2 separate regions of the Mus musculus genome follow, and region 2 is linked to region 1. The links are chromatin loops, found by intact Hi-C in ENCODE. Cell type or tissue: left cerebral cortex. All regions are shown on one strand. Each heading gives the region's core, and the rest is flanking DNA. Links, peaks and the distances in the headings are about the cores only.

The links. A loop is a pair of places that touch in the nucleus more often than their neighbours do. Peaks named below come from ENCODE experiments on the same cell type or tissue, not always from the same donor. Only the 100,000 strongest peaks of a DNase experiment are listed, where the experiment ranks them.
Region 2: it touches region 1 in a loop (2.8-fold over the local background); 3 of 42 quality-filtered maps call a loop at or near these places.

The regions. Positions count from the first base shown.
Region 1 is chr7:138,250,115-138,257,932 of GRCm38, reverse strand. The region is part of intron 7 of Tcerg1l (transcription elongation regulator 1-like); the gene reads left to right. Among named protein-coding and RNA genes, the nearest start is that of Gm51503, 29 kb to the right of the region's middle. In left cerebral cortex, for the core only: no CTCF peak of the experiment used is centred there; a DNase peak (open chromatin) is centred at 4,459.
Region 2 is chr7:137,480,926-137,488,743 of GRCm38, reverse strand. No RefSeq gene overlaps it. Among named protein-coding and RNA genes, the nearest start is that of Glrx3, 47 kb to the right of the region's middle. In left cerebral cortex, for the core only: no CTCF peak of the experiment used is centred there; no DNase peak of the experiment used is centred there.

The DNA of each region.
Region 1 (7,818 bases), core at 1,657-6,656:
AGTTTTAAAGCATGAACCCACAAGGTCATTCTTACATTTAAGAGTCAATCACAGGCAGTGGGCATTTTTTTTTTCGCATAATTCTTTTTGTTTTGTTTTTGTTTGTTTGTTTGTTTGTTTGTTTTGATTTTACATTCTGACCATAGTTTCCACTCCCTCTTTTCCTCACAGTCCCTCCAGAACTGCTCTTCTGCCCTCTCCCAGCCACTTCTCCTCCATTCCTCTTCAGAAAGGGCAGTCCTCCTATGGATATTAACCAAACATGGCATATCACTTTGCAGTAAGAAGAGGCTCCTCCCCTTGCACTAAGGCTGGAGAGCCAACCTAGTAGGAGGAAAAGGGTCCCAAAAGCAGGCAAAAGAGTCAGAGACAGCTCCTGCTCTCACTGTTAGGAGTTCCACAAGAAGACCAAGCTACACAACTGTAATATATCTGCAGAGGGCCTAGATAAGGCTCTCTGGTTTTTGTTTAAGTCTCTGTGAATCCCTATGAACCCACGTTAGTTTATTCTGTGGGGTTTCTTGTGGTGTCCTTGACCCCTCTGGCTCTTACAGTCCTTCCCCTACCCCCTCTTTCAATGGATTCCCTGAGCTCTGTCTAATGTTTGGCTCTGGGTCTCTGTTTCTACAAGTTGCTAGAGGAAACCTCTCTGGTGACAGCTGGGCAAGGCACCAGTCCACGAGTACAGCAGAATATCATTAGGAATCATTTCATTGCCTGTTTTTTTTTTTTTTTCTTTTTGCCAGTTGTGTCTGATAGACTTCCAGTGGAGGGATTAGGACACCAAGCTATCCACATAACCTTCACCATGCAGTTTGCATTGCCTACAAGATGTGGGTAAAGGTAGCACAGAATTATGGGAGTGGCCACCCAATGATTGGACCACCCCAAGACCATGCCATGAGAGGGAACCCACCACTGACACTGCTGGAGGGCCAGGACCCAGTGGCTGGAAATCCCAGAGACCTGGGATAGAACCAAACATGACTTTCCACAGATTTCTTTAAAAAAAAAAAGATCTACTTATTTTATGTATACGACTGTACAGATAGTTGTGAGCCTTCATGTGGTTGCTGGGAATTTAACTCAGGACCTCTGCTCACTCTGGCCCAAAGATTTATTTATTATTATATATAAGACACACCAGAAGAGGGCATCAGATCTTATTACGGATGGTTGTGAGTTACCATGTGGTTGCTCGGATTTGAACTCAGGACCTTTGGAAGAGCAGTCAGTGCTCTTAACCATGAGCCATCTCACCAGCCCAACTTTTCACAGATTTCTTATGGGCATGAAAATGGCTTCCATTTTCAGTTTCTAGTAGACAAATAGTTAAGGACCTCTAACTCTGTGAGATCTGACAAGCAGGTAGGATTAATTCTGGAGGATTAATTAATGACAAGAGAGGAGAGCTAATGGTCTCCAGCCCACAGCAGCACTGTGGTATCTTCGCTGGCTGCTGGTTCTCTGTGGTTCACAGATGATGTGACCTTGCTAGTATAACAGGCTCCAGGGCGGTGGTGTTCAGCAGCAAATTTTATTTTATATTATCTTCGGTTGTGACCCAGTCAGTATTCAAATGTATTGATACATTGCTTCTTTCTATTCTAAACAGAACAATCTAGTGCTCCAGTTGGTCTGTTGCTCCACACTCTTTCCAAGAGGCAAATGAAATGAATGGATGGACTGCATACGATGTCTGGCACATTGACCAGCATCATGCTGGGTGTGTGTGTGTGTGTGTGTGTGTGTGTGAGAGAGAGAGAGGGAGAGGAGAGAGAGAGAGAGAGAGAGAGAGAGAGAGAGAGAGAGAGGAGAACACATAGATGTTAGTACATGTGGATGTAAGAATATGTGTATATTATAGAGTTTGAGTTTGGCATGTGAGTATGGAAATGTTTATGTGTGTAAGTATGAGTGTGTAAGAGACAAAGGAGAAAAGGAGAATATGTATATATGAGAGGAATGTATATGTTTAAGTGTGCATGTTTGTGAGTGTATATGAGTGTGTATAAATGTACATGAGCCTGCATGTGTTTATATGTATGAGTATATAAATGTGCATAAATATACATGTGTGTATATGAGCGTACATGTTTATGTGTGTGAATGTATATGTGTGTTAATATATAGTATGTGCATTTGAATATTCATATATGTATTTGTATATATGGAAAGTGTGTGTGAATGTGTATTATGTTTATGTGAGTATATGTATATGGTATGATTATATGAGAGTATATATGAGTGTTGAAGTGTATATGAATATATGAGTGTACATGTTTATATAAGTATTCATGTATGTATGTGAGTGTATGTGTGTGTATGATATGCATATATGTAAGCATGTGTGTGCTTTGTGTATATATGAGTATGCATATGTATATCTGTTGTTTCTGTGTGCATATGAGAGGTATGTTTATGTGTGATTATGTCAATATGTGTGTCTAAGTATATATGCATGTATGTATATGTGCGTAATATGTGTATATATGTGTGTGTATATGTGGCTGTGTATGTGAATGTACATATTTATGTCTGTACAAGTGTGTATGTATATGAATGTACATGTGTATATGAGTATGTGTATAAACGCATGAGTGTGTGTGTGTGTGTGTGTGTGTGCGCGCGCATGGTGAGTACTCATGATATAAACCAAGGGAGTGGGAGATTTCAGCATCAGTTTACTGGGCATGGCCCAAGTTCTTATCCTTTGTCATTCAGCATGTAAGAAGGGAATCCACCCATGGCTCCAGCTGCACATGTGGCAGAGGATGGCCTAGTCAGCCATCAGTGGAAAGAGAGGCCCTTGGTCCTATGAAGGCTCTATGCACCAGTATAGGGGAATGCCAGGGCCAGGAAGCAGAAGTGGGTGGGTTGGTGAGCAGGTGGAGGGGGGAGGAGGGTAGGGGGTCTTCGGAGGGGAAAGCAGGAAAGGAGATAACATTTGAAATGTAAATAAAGAAAATATTTAATTTTTTTTTTTTTTTTAAAGAAGGGAATCCACCTTTTCATTCACCTGGCCTTGCAGAGGGATTCAGGAGAAGATCTAAATTACCCGCTAATTACCTTGTAATGCATCCAGATGTTTTATGGCTCTGTAGTTTTGCTGTTGAAGTAACTGTGAAATGAGAAGCACAGGCTTCACTAGAACCCATTGCTACATTCTAGGGTAAAGTCCTCCCATCAGAGGCACTCACTATCGTGTCTCCATCAGACTGCCCATCAAGCCTAGCAGAGGTGCAATCCTTTCTGTGATAATCAGCAGCGGCAGTGTCTACTCTTCCTGGGAGTGGTAGGAACCTCTTTGCCATCTGGCTAATGGACTGGCAGCCCACCTGCTCTGTCCACAGAATGCATTCTGGTCCTGCACTGGGAGGTCCTTTCCACTGGGAGGTCTAGTACAATGCAGCATTCAATATCAAAATGCATTAAAAACCTGGCCACTGAGCCCTTCGTGAGGTAGAGAAAAGGATGGAAGAGCCAGGCAGTGGTCGCTCAACCCTCTCTCCTGCTGTTCTCTCTCCCCTCAATGGCAGAAGAGAACATGAGGCCTGCGGATGGGACAGAGGCAGCAGGCATCCTCTTGGCAGAGGCTAGAGAGATACATGCATCAAGGGGCTCCCTTATCTGTTTCTGGAAAATCAAACAGCCCTGCAGGGTGGTGCCACAGGTTTTGAGCACGAGTTGCTGTTGTCAATGTAACAAGCTACCAAAAGCTATCTTATAACAGAACAAAATACCGGGTTTAAGTAGAGCAGAAGTCCAATGTGAGTATCCCGGGTGCTGACAAGGCATGTCCTTTCCAAGGCTCAGTCCTCCTCTTTTCCAACTTCGGTGGCCCTCTGACTTCCTTGTACATTGTGTCTTCCTCCATCTTCAAAGCACATGGGAGGCATCTCCAGTCTTTCAACATCCCCCCTCCCTTCTTCTTTCGGCACTTTTCATTATCCAGGGCCACATGGTTGCTACAGAACAATCCCCCATCACTAGGTGAACTGCAAGGAAACTGGGAGTCTCCTCTCTGAGCGATCCTAAGTGTTTCCCAGTCTTCAGATGAGGTTGGCGACATCGCTGAGAGGTTGGCTACATCTCTGCTTCCATGATCTCTGTACCTACTTTTCAGAGGAAGGGACCACAGAGCAGGGGATCTTACTCAGTTCACAGGTCTAACGGATATGGGATTAGGACTTAAAAGCTGGTGGGTCTGACCTGAGGCTGAAGAAAAGCTACCTGATCGGGCCGCACAGGAGAGAGAATTCGGGTACAGGTAGCCTTGGCTAACAATATCTTGTTCCCTACCTGGTAATAAAGACAAGCAAGAGCTCACTCAGCTTCAATTGCTGTGCAAATATTTTAGTCATTTATATTCAGGACAAATGTGGATTCACAGTGACATGCATTTCACTAAGTAGGATAAAAATCATCCTGAGGGTAAACACAGCTGCAGCTGGTGAAGGGGCTACTTCCTAGGCATTGTGTGGCCAAGACAGTGTGTACTGGGACTCCACATCACAAAGGGACCAGGTGGCCACTGAAAGGCACATGCTGGAACCCTCCCCAAATAACAAGGATGTGTTTCATTAGCCCAAGAAGAATCGGGTAGATGTGGGAGACGTTATGCTTAGCTGTGTCTGAGGGCCTGATGCTTACACATGAGCTGAGCCTGGTGTACCTTCCAATCATCCAGGCCTCTGCCCGATAGTTTTACAACAAAGGCAACAGGACCTTGTTTTCTAAGGTCAGTTCCAATGGCTATATTGGTCAATCTACATGACACCACCTAAGCATGGGGAGAAAGCCATGGTCTCTTGGGGGAGTCCCACATGGACTTTAGCAGGTGACAGAGGACAGAAGAATGTAGGTAGAGCTTGATAGGAGTCACTAGCTATGAAAGGAACAAGTCAAGTCAGGAGGACCTGACCCCAGAGTGGGTGGCCTTAGGATGCTGTCATAGCACTTTCGTCACAGCTGCATTTGGCCTCCATCCATCAGGAAAGGCTAATGTGCAGCTGAGGGGTAAGCCAGTGTTAGCCCTCTTCCTCAATACAAGAAGGAAGCTGTGTGACCTTCTGTTGTTCCCTTCAGCCCCTGCCCATTATATGGAACTGTACAACCCTCATTAGCATGCTTTCCCAAAGCCAAACTTCTACCCATTTCTCACTTAGCATAAGAGAGAAGGAGGGAAGACGGGAACTTAGTTCTTCTCTAAACCATTAAGTTTTTAAAAGTTGGAGCTAATCAAGCCCAGGTTTGACACTTGGTACTGCCTCAAATACTGAGAACAGGCCAATCAGGAAGCTGTGTGTCTTCTAAGGCTGTAGAATCCGAGCATAATGAAGATCCAGGTCAGGGGCTTTGGTCTACCCTAAGATAAAGCTGATGGCATTGACCTCACCAATGGGGTACAAGCATATGGTATGTTGTAGGCCCTGAAGTAAGAGGAGCGGACCAATTTGCAAGACCAGCCACCCATTTCTGGGCTAAGAAGAGGAAGCCTAGAAGGTTCAGTGTGGTGATATAGGATATAGGGATAGCACACACTTACTGAAACCTTTGGCAATGATCTTGGAGCTGTGTCTTCAAAGATCTTTCAAGAATGCTGAGTTTCCTCCACAAGTTCCAGCAGGGAACGTAGGTCAACCAAACAAAGCATTCCGTAGAATCCGTCTCCTGGGTGAGCAGGCTTCAGTCTCAGTCCCCACTCAGCCCATGCTCTTTCTTAGCATGAGCTTCTTTGCCATTGCGTTGAGCCCATAATTCAAATGTGCCCTAGGAGTACGGAGAAGACAGTGCCAGTACCTGTGGGTGTCTGACTGGACCTGCAGAGGACGTGCAGATGGAGCTGCTGTGCAGTGGACTTAGTATGACTGTGTCCTCCGTGGCTTTGTCTATGCTGAAAGCTAGTTTTCCACTCTGCTGGTAGTCATCTAATTCCATGATGGCCTCTGTTACTAAAGAACCCTGACTTTTCCTGGAGAGCCATAAAGAAAATGTACTTGTATCAGATAAGGTGCCGTCAGACAAAAGAAGACTGTCCAAGCCAGCTTGTGAGGCAATGCATTTACTGTGGTTGGTTAACTTACATGGTTAACTCAAAAGGCAACCAGACCAGCAGCCAGTCCTCTGGGCCACTTAAGGGCAGGTACACTGATGAAAGTCCTACTCCAGTTAATTGTTTATCTCTTATTTGATCTCATAAAGGAATGACCCCATGAAGATCTTATAAAGGTCTGCTGAGGGTCCCATGAGCCTTATAAGGCTTTCCCTCCACAGGAGAATTTGAATAGACTGAGGCTGGCTCATGAGCATGCTCACAGCTACTCTGCTTCATGATAGTGGTGGGAGTGGCCAGTGTGTAGGAAACTACTCCCTTCTAACTCTTTAATTTTTTCTACACCGTCTTTTATCATGTTCCTTGATATCCCTGAAGCCTTGGAGAGGGATTACACACACACACACACACACACACACACACACACACACACAGAAAGAGAGACAGAGGCAGAGACACAGACACAGACACAGACACAGACACACACACACACACACACACACACACACACACACACACGTGTGCGCGCGCGCACACACACACACAGAGAGAGAGAGAGAGAGAGAGAGAGAGAAAATGAAACCTCTGCAATAACTGCTGCCCACTGTCAAAATAAGGCCCCATTTGACTCTAAGCTGGAAACAGCAGAATCTGCATGCATAAGCAAAATGTTTGGAAGAATTTAACGGACAGATCACGTCTATTTAGCATAACAATAGCAGAAGCCTCCCCTCTGAGGTTTGTATTTGCTGAAGTCTCAGGCATTTCTTCCTGGATGATAGTACCAAACATGGGTTCCCTCCTGTGGAGACCTTAAATTCAACCAGAAAGTAGTTAGTTGTTCCTATAACATCTGTGCCACTGTTATTCTCATAGACATACCTTGCTTGGCATGACAGGGAGGAGTGACCACCTCTGCCTCTATAGGTTGTGACTGCCTGTAACTCAGGTGCAAATCACACCCAGGATCTCACTATTGAACTCTATGATTCCCTAGTAAGTTTCAACCACAGATTATTCCTGATGCATGCTGAAATTGCCAGAGTGACCCCTGCACTCCCACAAAAGAGCATTGTTTCAGAGATACAGGGGATTTTATGCTGGCTGATGAGTGTCATTTCATGAATTCTATAACTTAATGTGTGTTTGTTTATATATCCACATTTTCACGAGAACATCTATTGTGTAATTTCATATTATTGGAATGTATATCATCATATACATACATCTTGAATTTCTAATATTGTGAAATCTTCCTCTGAAGGGATCAATCAATGCATACTCGCACTGATGTATTCTGTGCCAGCCTTGTACATCACCAGAACTTAATGTAAGCCATTCTTTATTTCAGTTGGCATTTCTTTAATTTTGAGTGATTCTCAGGGGTCTGTCGGCCATTTGTTTTGTGTTTCTGGGAATACATTCACGTGTGTCTTTCTCGTTGAATTATAGGGACTCCTGTAAATTGAGGGATTAATGTGTTTGACTATAATGTTTTCCACTATTTTTCTTGAGCTCTGATCTTTTCCATAAAACAATTTGATGATGATTTTTTTTAATCCTGAAAAAAATATATGTAGCATGCAGCTTACCAGGTAGCCACTTTAAAATGTACATTTAGTGGCATTCAGTTTATTTACAATGTTGCCAATAGTTCTTCAGCTGGGGGCAGGGCTTTCTGACCTCCCCACTCTATGATAGCTTTCTGTCTGGCTTGATCTGGTACAGGTCTTGTGGATATCGTCACACCCTCTGTTAGTCCT
Region 2 (7,818 bases), core at 1,695-6,694, 770 kb after region 1:
AACCAAAGGGTCACCCACATCTCCCAAGAGAGATTGCCACCAGAGAACATGGAACTCTGCCATCCTCTGCTGGCCGCAGGGGCCCAGGGATCATCCTGGCTAAAAGCTCACTGCAACCTTTGAGGGCGGGTGCTGTCATCTGGAGGCTCATCTTGGCCGCCCAACTCTCTCCAGCAGGCCAGAGAATGCAGGACAGCAGGCGCTGGGGCCCCAGCCCTCCAGCCACCTGCTCTAGTCCTCTAGATCCTCATTTTGGAAGTGGAAAGACAAGTTGGCCTAAGTTCTGTGATGTGAAACTAGACAGCCTGAAAAATGCCTGGCTAAGCAGCCAAGGGTGGTTGGTGTAAGCCTAGTGCAGTGTTGGAGCTAAAAAACAAGTAAGCCAACTCTACAGACCAAATCTTCTAGGAAAATAAAATAAAATCATCTCCTAATAGGATGCCCAGGAAGTGCAGAGCAGGATATGCAACGTGAATCTGAGTTCACAAGAAATTAACAGAAATATGAATGGGCAAAACCCAGGAAGGTGCCACATCTGGCATAGGTACTGATCAGTGCCCCAGCTCTAGATCTCTATGGAGAGAAGTGAGTTGTTACAGGGTCAGAGCACCTCAAGGCTGCTCAACACAGGGAACGAGGTGGGAACCTAGGCTTTAGACAAGGGAAGTGTCCCCTGTGCATATGCAGAAGTCTGGCCCTGTAGGGAGTTTGGAACCTAAATGAACACTTCCTGAAGTCTGGGAAAACTCACACAGAAATTTGACTAGAGTTGCCCCATATAGGGCAAGTCTCCCTGCAAGGCCAGTTTCCAGTCCAATACTCTCGCAAATAAAGCTGCCAAAATGAACAAGGAAATAAGACACAGTGAGTGGGGGTTCAAGCTATAGCATCTATATCCCAGAAATTCAAAGGATGCAGCTGTGAAGGACAGATGTAAAATCCCTACAGAGAAGATCCTAAACCAGTAAGCTATGCGTTGGTGGCAGAGCTTGGGCACCCACAGGAGGGGACAGCAGATTGCTTATGTCCTCTTGTCCCACACTCAGAGCCTCATGGGGTCAGGAGAGGGCTGCTGCTCTCCTGATTTCCTGGTCCTCAGGTCTATAGTGACAATGGCCATGGGCAGCCCAGCCTGAGGAGGGTCATGTAGACCCTTCAGACCCCATAGAAAGCTCAGACTTACTCTTGCGATTCCATCTACCTTATTCTAAGGGTATCCAGATAAAGTAACCCTGAAGCTTACAGGAAAGCAAGGACATTCAAATAGTGGATCCTCTTTGTATAAATCATGCAACAAGAGCATTGAGCTAACCTGAGGGAACTGTTCAGACTCTCAAGAACCCCTCTTAAAAGGCTGCCGGATGAGAGCTTCCTCAGGGGGGGGGGGGGGGGTGCTACCAGTATGAACTTCTCAAATATCAAGAACTGGTTCAGAGTTGGGAATCAGTGGTAAGTTCCAGTTCTCAGGGGCAAAGAGAATTGGAGAATTGGGCAAGCTCAGACTTGTTTTTTTTTTCCTGAGACTCTTGGCATATCAAAGGGCACTAGTTCACTAGTCATGGGGAATGACTGCCTGTGTGTTCAAGTTTGGGCTCTGTGACAGTTGGTTATGTAATGTGAGTGTAAGAAAATCCAGAGTCGCCGTGAGGGACTGTCTAGATTAGGCTGACCTGTGGGCATTTCTGTAGAGGGTTATCGCAATTACATTAATCAGGATATGAAAATCTGCCTGCTGTATGAGGCGAAGGGAATTCGGGACTGTGTTAGAATGGAGAAAGCAAAGTAAATTGCACTAATTCATTGTTCTAGGTTCTTGACTGTATACAATGTAACCAGCAACTTCAAGTTTCTCCTGCCTCACCTTTCTTGAAGTGGTGGGCTATAACATAGAACTGTGATTCAAACAAGCCCTTTCTCCCTTAGGTAGCTTTTTCTTTAGAGATTTATTAACTTTATATATATAACTACACTGTAGCTATCTTTAGACACACCAGAAGAGGGCATCAGAAACCAGGACCTCTGAAAGAGCAGTTAGTGCGCTTAACTACTAGGCCATCTCTCCAGCCCCTCTTAGGTAGTTTTTATCAGGGCATTTGTCACAGAAACAGGCAATAGCACTAAGGCTTCCCAAAAGTGCAATAATAGTGCCTTTACCTTCTCAAGTCTTCGTGTTCCCAGCTAAAAAGAGGGGGAACATGTTCTCCTCCACTCTGCAGCCTTGTCCTCCATCTCTAAGACTCTGGATTTGCCCCTCAGTGACAGCCAGTTCATGGGGCAGTGGACCATCCATAACCTTCATGGCTGCTTTGCAAATACACCAGCCCGACTAGGAGGGTCTCCAAGATCACATCTAAGATCAAGTCCCTTTTCCAGCCTGGGTCCAGGAGGAGACAGACTTGTAGGGGAATATTAACCCCATTATCTAGAAAACAGGGGCTAATCCCAGTCAAAGATCACTAGGGTAGCCTGAGAAAGAGCAGCACTGGCCTGTGCTGAGAGCTCTATACACAGTCACGTGTGTAGACAGGAAGAGGTGTGGAGATTCAGCTTCCAGTCCCAGCCAGTGGGCACCGGGCGGTCTCTCAGCACACAGCGTGGGAGACCACACACGTTACTGCCAGACCTTTCCATCAGAACACCGTGGCTGCTTTGAAGTAGGACAGTACACATTAAGCCAGGATTGGGGACGAAGCCTTCATGGTTGACGTCCAACAGCTGTGGCCTCAACAGAACTCTTGGGTCCTCCCATAAATCTGTGAAACTCCCAACGGGAAGATGTTACTTGGATTCTTCTTCCCGTTTCTCTCTTCCTCCTCCTCCCCCATGCCGCTTACCTTCCTGGGGGTCCTGACCCTATAAAGAACAGGACAAGGTGTCCCCACTGTGTTATGTTTCAAACCTAGGACAAATGGCTGAGGTGCTTATTTAACACATCAAAGCAGACCTGGCCTCCAGGTTCTCCCAGCATCCCTCAGTCCCTATCTACCTGTTACAGGGTATGGCTGGCACACCCTGTACCCTTTACCCTGAAGTCTCCAGCCCAGGGGCTGGGCTGCCCTTTCCTCAGAGGCTCTTCCTTATATAACACAGACATCTGGTTACCTTCCCCTTTTTGGTGACCTGGCTGCTGCACCTGATTCTTGTCTCTTCTTTCTCCCCTACCCTCCCATCTCTCCCCCTCTCCTCCCCCTCCCCCAGAAGCATGGTCTCATGGTAGCCCCACTTCATTAGAACCAGGGCTTCGGGAACTAGTGTCTACAAATGAAAGGGTATTTCAGGAATAGTAAGAGTTTTATATTTACGTTTATGAAAACGCGTTCCGGAATGTCCCACAATAAAAGAGCATTTCCATTAGCCCGCTCGGGGCCTCTGGGTACCACCTACATCTGTAATGCACGGGGCACTTAGAGGTAATGAAACCAAATTGCTTTCTCAACATGCTGCAAATCCAACTTTTCACCAAGAACCAGTGAGCTTTTTATCGGAGCGTCGTCTTCCCAGGCACCTCTTTAAAGGCTGCTCCAACAAATCTGGTGTGCCCTGAGCCCTCCAGATGGAACGGCCCTTCCCTATCGCCTGGGGGCATCAGCACCCCTCAGAAAGCACAACAGCTACTGGCAAAGAGCACGCAACTCTAAGACGTGATGACTTCCTCACAGTTTCTATTTTGTGCTAAGTCTGAAATCAGTTACTCACTTTCTCGCAAGGTAACCAAAGATGCGCTCAGCTCAAGGGTCAGTGAGCAGCTAGCCCTGGCCACTGTTGATTCTGCTACCTGGGCTGAGAGATGTTTCACTATGCTTGATTTAAAAAGATAGCCAGGGATGGGTGTGTCTGCGATGGCATATCTGCCTGATACAGCTAGGGAGGTGGTCAAAGGGACTGAGAGAGAGTTCGAAGCCAGGACGAATTACCAGAAAAAGAAAAAAGAAAAGAAAGATGGACAAACGAACAAAAGAACAAAAAAAAACCCATAACCAACAAAAAGTCCTGGAGCTGGCACTAAGTGACGCTGTCCCAGGGTGGCATGGCTCCCTGACCCCACACAGCTCAGGAGAGAGATGGCAGGGAGTAGATTGGGCTCAAAGGCAGCCACTCTCATCTGGACTGTGACCTCTGTTCAGCAATATGGAGAGAGCTAAGAGATGGACCTAATACACAGGACGAATAAGGAGAGAGAGAAAACAGGGATAAAGATAGATTGCGCGTGGGGGGAGAAAGAGACAAACAGGAAGAGAGGTAGAGGAAGACGAAGATTAGTTAGGTCTTTATGAGGCAAGGTGCAGCATAAGGGGGCAGGAGTGTGCGAGGAGAACAGAGGTAGGGTTGGGCCAAGCTGAAGCAGGCTAGCGGGCAGAGGCAGAGGACCCCATCACTCAGGAGACACTATCATGAAAGTCCTGTGGGTGGAGCCTGGGAGGGGCAAGGAGGGAGTCGAGAATGTGTCCTGACCTGTGGGGTTGGTTAGAGTCCTCAGTGCTAAGGGACAGAGCAAGGAGCTTCTGGAAACAGGCTGCTTGTTGACTGTGAAGGCGCAGGCGCATGAGCTACACACGTGGTCCACACACAGACAACCCGCAACTCTGAGAGAGGCTCACAAGTCACTGCACTGAGGGAGCAAAGCGGTCAGGGCTGTAGCGCTGCCGTACGGGTTTCGATTTGATTTGCAGGGCTGGGAATCAAATCCAGGGCCTTTGCATTCCTGACTGAGCAAATGCCCGACCACTGAGCTATACCTTCAGTTTTGCAAGATGCTCCTCTTGGGGAAAACTGACTGAAAATCACCGTTTCTTTCCATTCTCTGGGGACCAACAACCATTTCGAAAAATTCCTAGGCAGGTAGGAACGTAACTCACGGTCGAGTGCTTGTCTAGAATGTATAACACTGTGGGTTTAATTCCCAGCGTCAGGGGATGGGGTCAAAAGTTCCCATAGTCCCCTCGGCTGGTACATGGAGTGTACGCATCTTTCTGTTGCTGTGATAAACACTTTGAGCCAAAGTAACTTGGGGAGGAAAGGGCTTATGACATCTTACGGGTTACAGCCCTCCATCGTGGAAAGCTGGGATCTCAGGGCAGACACTGAGTTCCCGAGACCACAGAGGGATGCTGTGTCCTGGCTTGTTCATCCTAACCTACTCACCCTGCTTTCTTTGCTTTCGGTTTGGTTTGGTTTTTGGTTATATTTATTTATTTACTCACTTGGCGTTGCAGTATAAGCCCCCTCTCCTCACAGTACCTCCGCATGGAGATCCTTCCCCCATTCCTCCCTCCACTTCTCCTCTGAGAAGGGGAGCCCCCCTCTGAGTATCACAACCACCCCAACCCCTCCCCACACACGGCCAGTTAGTGGTGGAACAGGATCCACAGGCAGGGAGGCAACAGATTCAGGGACAGCCCCTGCTCTGGTTGTTGGGGGACCCCATGAAGACCAAGCAACACATCTGCTACATGCGTGGGGGAGGTGCAAGATCCGGCCCGTGCTCAGTTCTTTGGTTGGTGGTTCACTCTCTGGGAGCCCCCAAGGGTACAGGTTAGTTGACTCTCTTCCAATGGAATCCCTGTCCTGTTCGGGTCCCTCAATCCTTCCCTCACCTCTTCCATAACCAAGCTCCATCCATCTGGCTATGGGCCTCGGCATCTCTTTCCATTGGCTGCTGGGTGGAGCCTCTGAGGACAGTTATGCTCCGCTCCTGTCTGCAGACATACAAAGAATCAACAAAACAAAGAGCTGGTTCTTTGAGAAAACCAACAAGATAGACAAACCCTTAGCCAAACTAGCTAAAAGGCAGAGAGACAATATCCAAAGAAGCATAATCAGAAATGAAAAGGGAGGCATAACAGATACAGAGGAAATTCAAAAAATCATTAGGTCTTATTTCAAAAGCCTGTACTCCACAAAATTGGAAAAAAAAAATCTAAGTAAAACAAATGATTTTCTACACAGATACAAATTACTAAAGTTAAATCAAGGTCAGGTAAACTATATAACTAGACCTATAACCCCTATGGAAATAGAAGCAAGTCATTAAAGTCTCCCAACCAAAACAAGCCCAGGGCCAGATGGTAAGCGCACAGAATTCTACCAGACTTTCAAAAAGAGCTAATACCATACATCTCAAACTATTCCACAAGGTAGAAACAGAAAGAACATTGCTGAACTCATTCATTCTATGAGGCCACAGTCATCCTGATACCAAAACCACGCAACTTAACAAAGAAAGAGAATTTCAGACCAATTTCCCTTATGAACATTGATGCAAAAACACTCAATAAAAACCACATCAAATCCAAGAACACATCAAAGACATCATCCACCATAATCAAGTAGGCTCCATCCCAGGGATGCAGAGATGGTTGAACATACGAAAATCCATGAACATAATCCACCTTATAAACAAACTGAAAGAAAAAAAACACACATAATCATCTCATTAGATGCTGAGAAAGCCATTGACAAGATCCAACAACCCTTCATGTTAAAAACCTTGGAGAGACCAGAGATACAAGGCACAAATCTAAATACAATAAAGGCAATATACAGCAAGCCAATAGCCAACATCGAACTAAATGGAGAGAAACTTAAAGCAATTCCACTAAAATCAAACAAGAGAAGACTGCTCACTCTCTCCCTATCTCTTCAGTCTAGTACTTGAAGTTCTAGATAGAGCAAAAAAATCCGGCTTTCTGATACAGAGCAGGCCCACCTGCCTAGAGATAGCACCGCCCATAGTGGGCTGGACCCTTCCATATCAATCAAATCGCAATCAAGAAAATACCTCACAGGCATATTCATTTAGGGTATGTGGGACATTTCTACCAGACAGGCATAAAAACCGGTAAGGTTGAATGAGCTCAAACCCTAGGAATCTCAGAGATTTGATGGCAGAAGTGGAGTCCTTCTCTACCCGTCTCTGTACTTGCTCAGGAACACATAACCACAACACCCCACTGAGAGGAACGTGGGCACCCAGTCGTGTAGCATAACACTGGAGTTCTTCTCCATGCTCGTGAGGTGTCTAAATAGTTTAGTCAGTGACTTTCCCTTCCTGGGTATTCCTTCCAACAAGAGGTATATAATCCCCGATTCGCCCCAAATAAAGTGTATGTGTTTACATCCATCATCAAATGAAGCAATGTGAAGAAGCAAGGGTTGTCTCAGAGAGCTGCTTCATTAAGGATGAAGGAGGGTAAGGCCTTTGACCAAAGAACAAAGACTCCTGAGGAAGGCTTTCTGCCCTCTAGCCCCTCTGGTACTCTCTGCCCTCGCTTCCAATCAGACTGGATTTTGCTCATCCTGGGCTCTACCCTCTCCCTCCTGCCCAGCACATGGATGAAAGCTAGGCCATGGACCCCAGTTCCTAACTCCCTCTCTCAGTGGTATGCTGGAGGTACCTGGGTACCCAGAGAGGAGACCTGGAACCAGTGTGAACTGCCAGTTTCGAACTTTGCCCTGCCTCCTCCCATTGCAGCAGTGTCTGGGCACCCCACAGAGAGGCAGGACTCAGTACCACACACTCATAAGTCATTTGGTAGAGACAGTTCCTCGGTTGACAATTCCCTCTCCCCAGGCTTATGTGTAGATTTGTGTCAGTTTGACAAAAGCTAACCAGCACATACAGAAAGCACAAGGCAGCTGTAAACAGCCATGTCCTGGCAGGCTGGGCCAGGGTGAGAAGGTCACATGCCTGGAGAAGAGGTCAAGGCAAGGTCCGGACCTATTGGCAACCTGGGGTAATGAGTGACTGCACAGGCTGGAGAGGTAGCTTAGAGGGTAAGAGCACTGACTGCTCTTCCGAAGGTCCTGAGTTCTAATCCC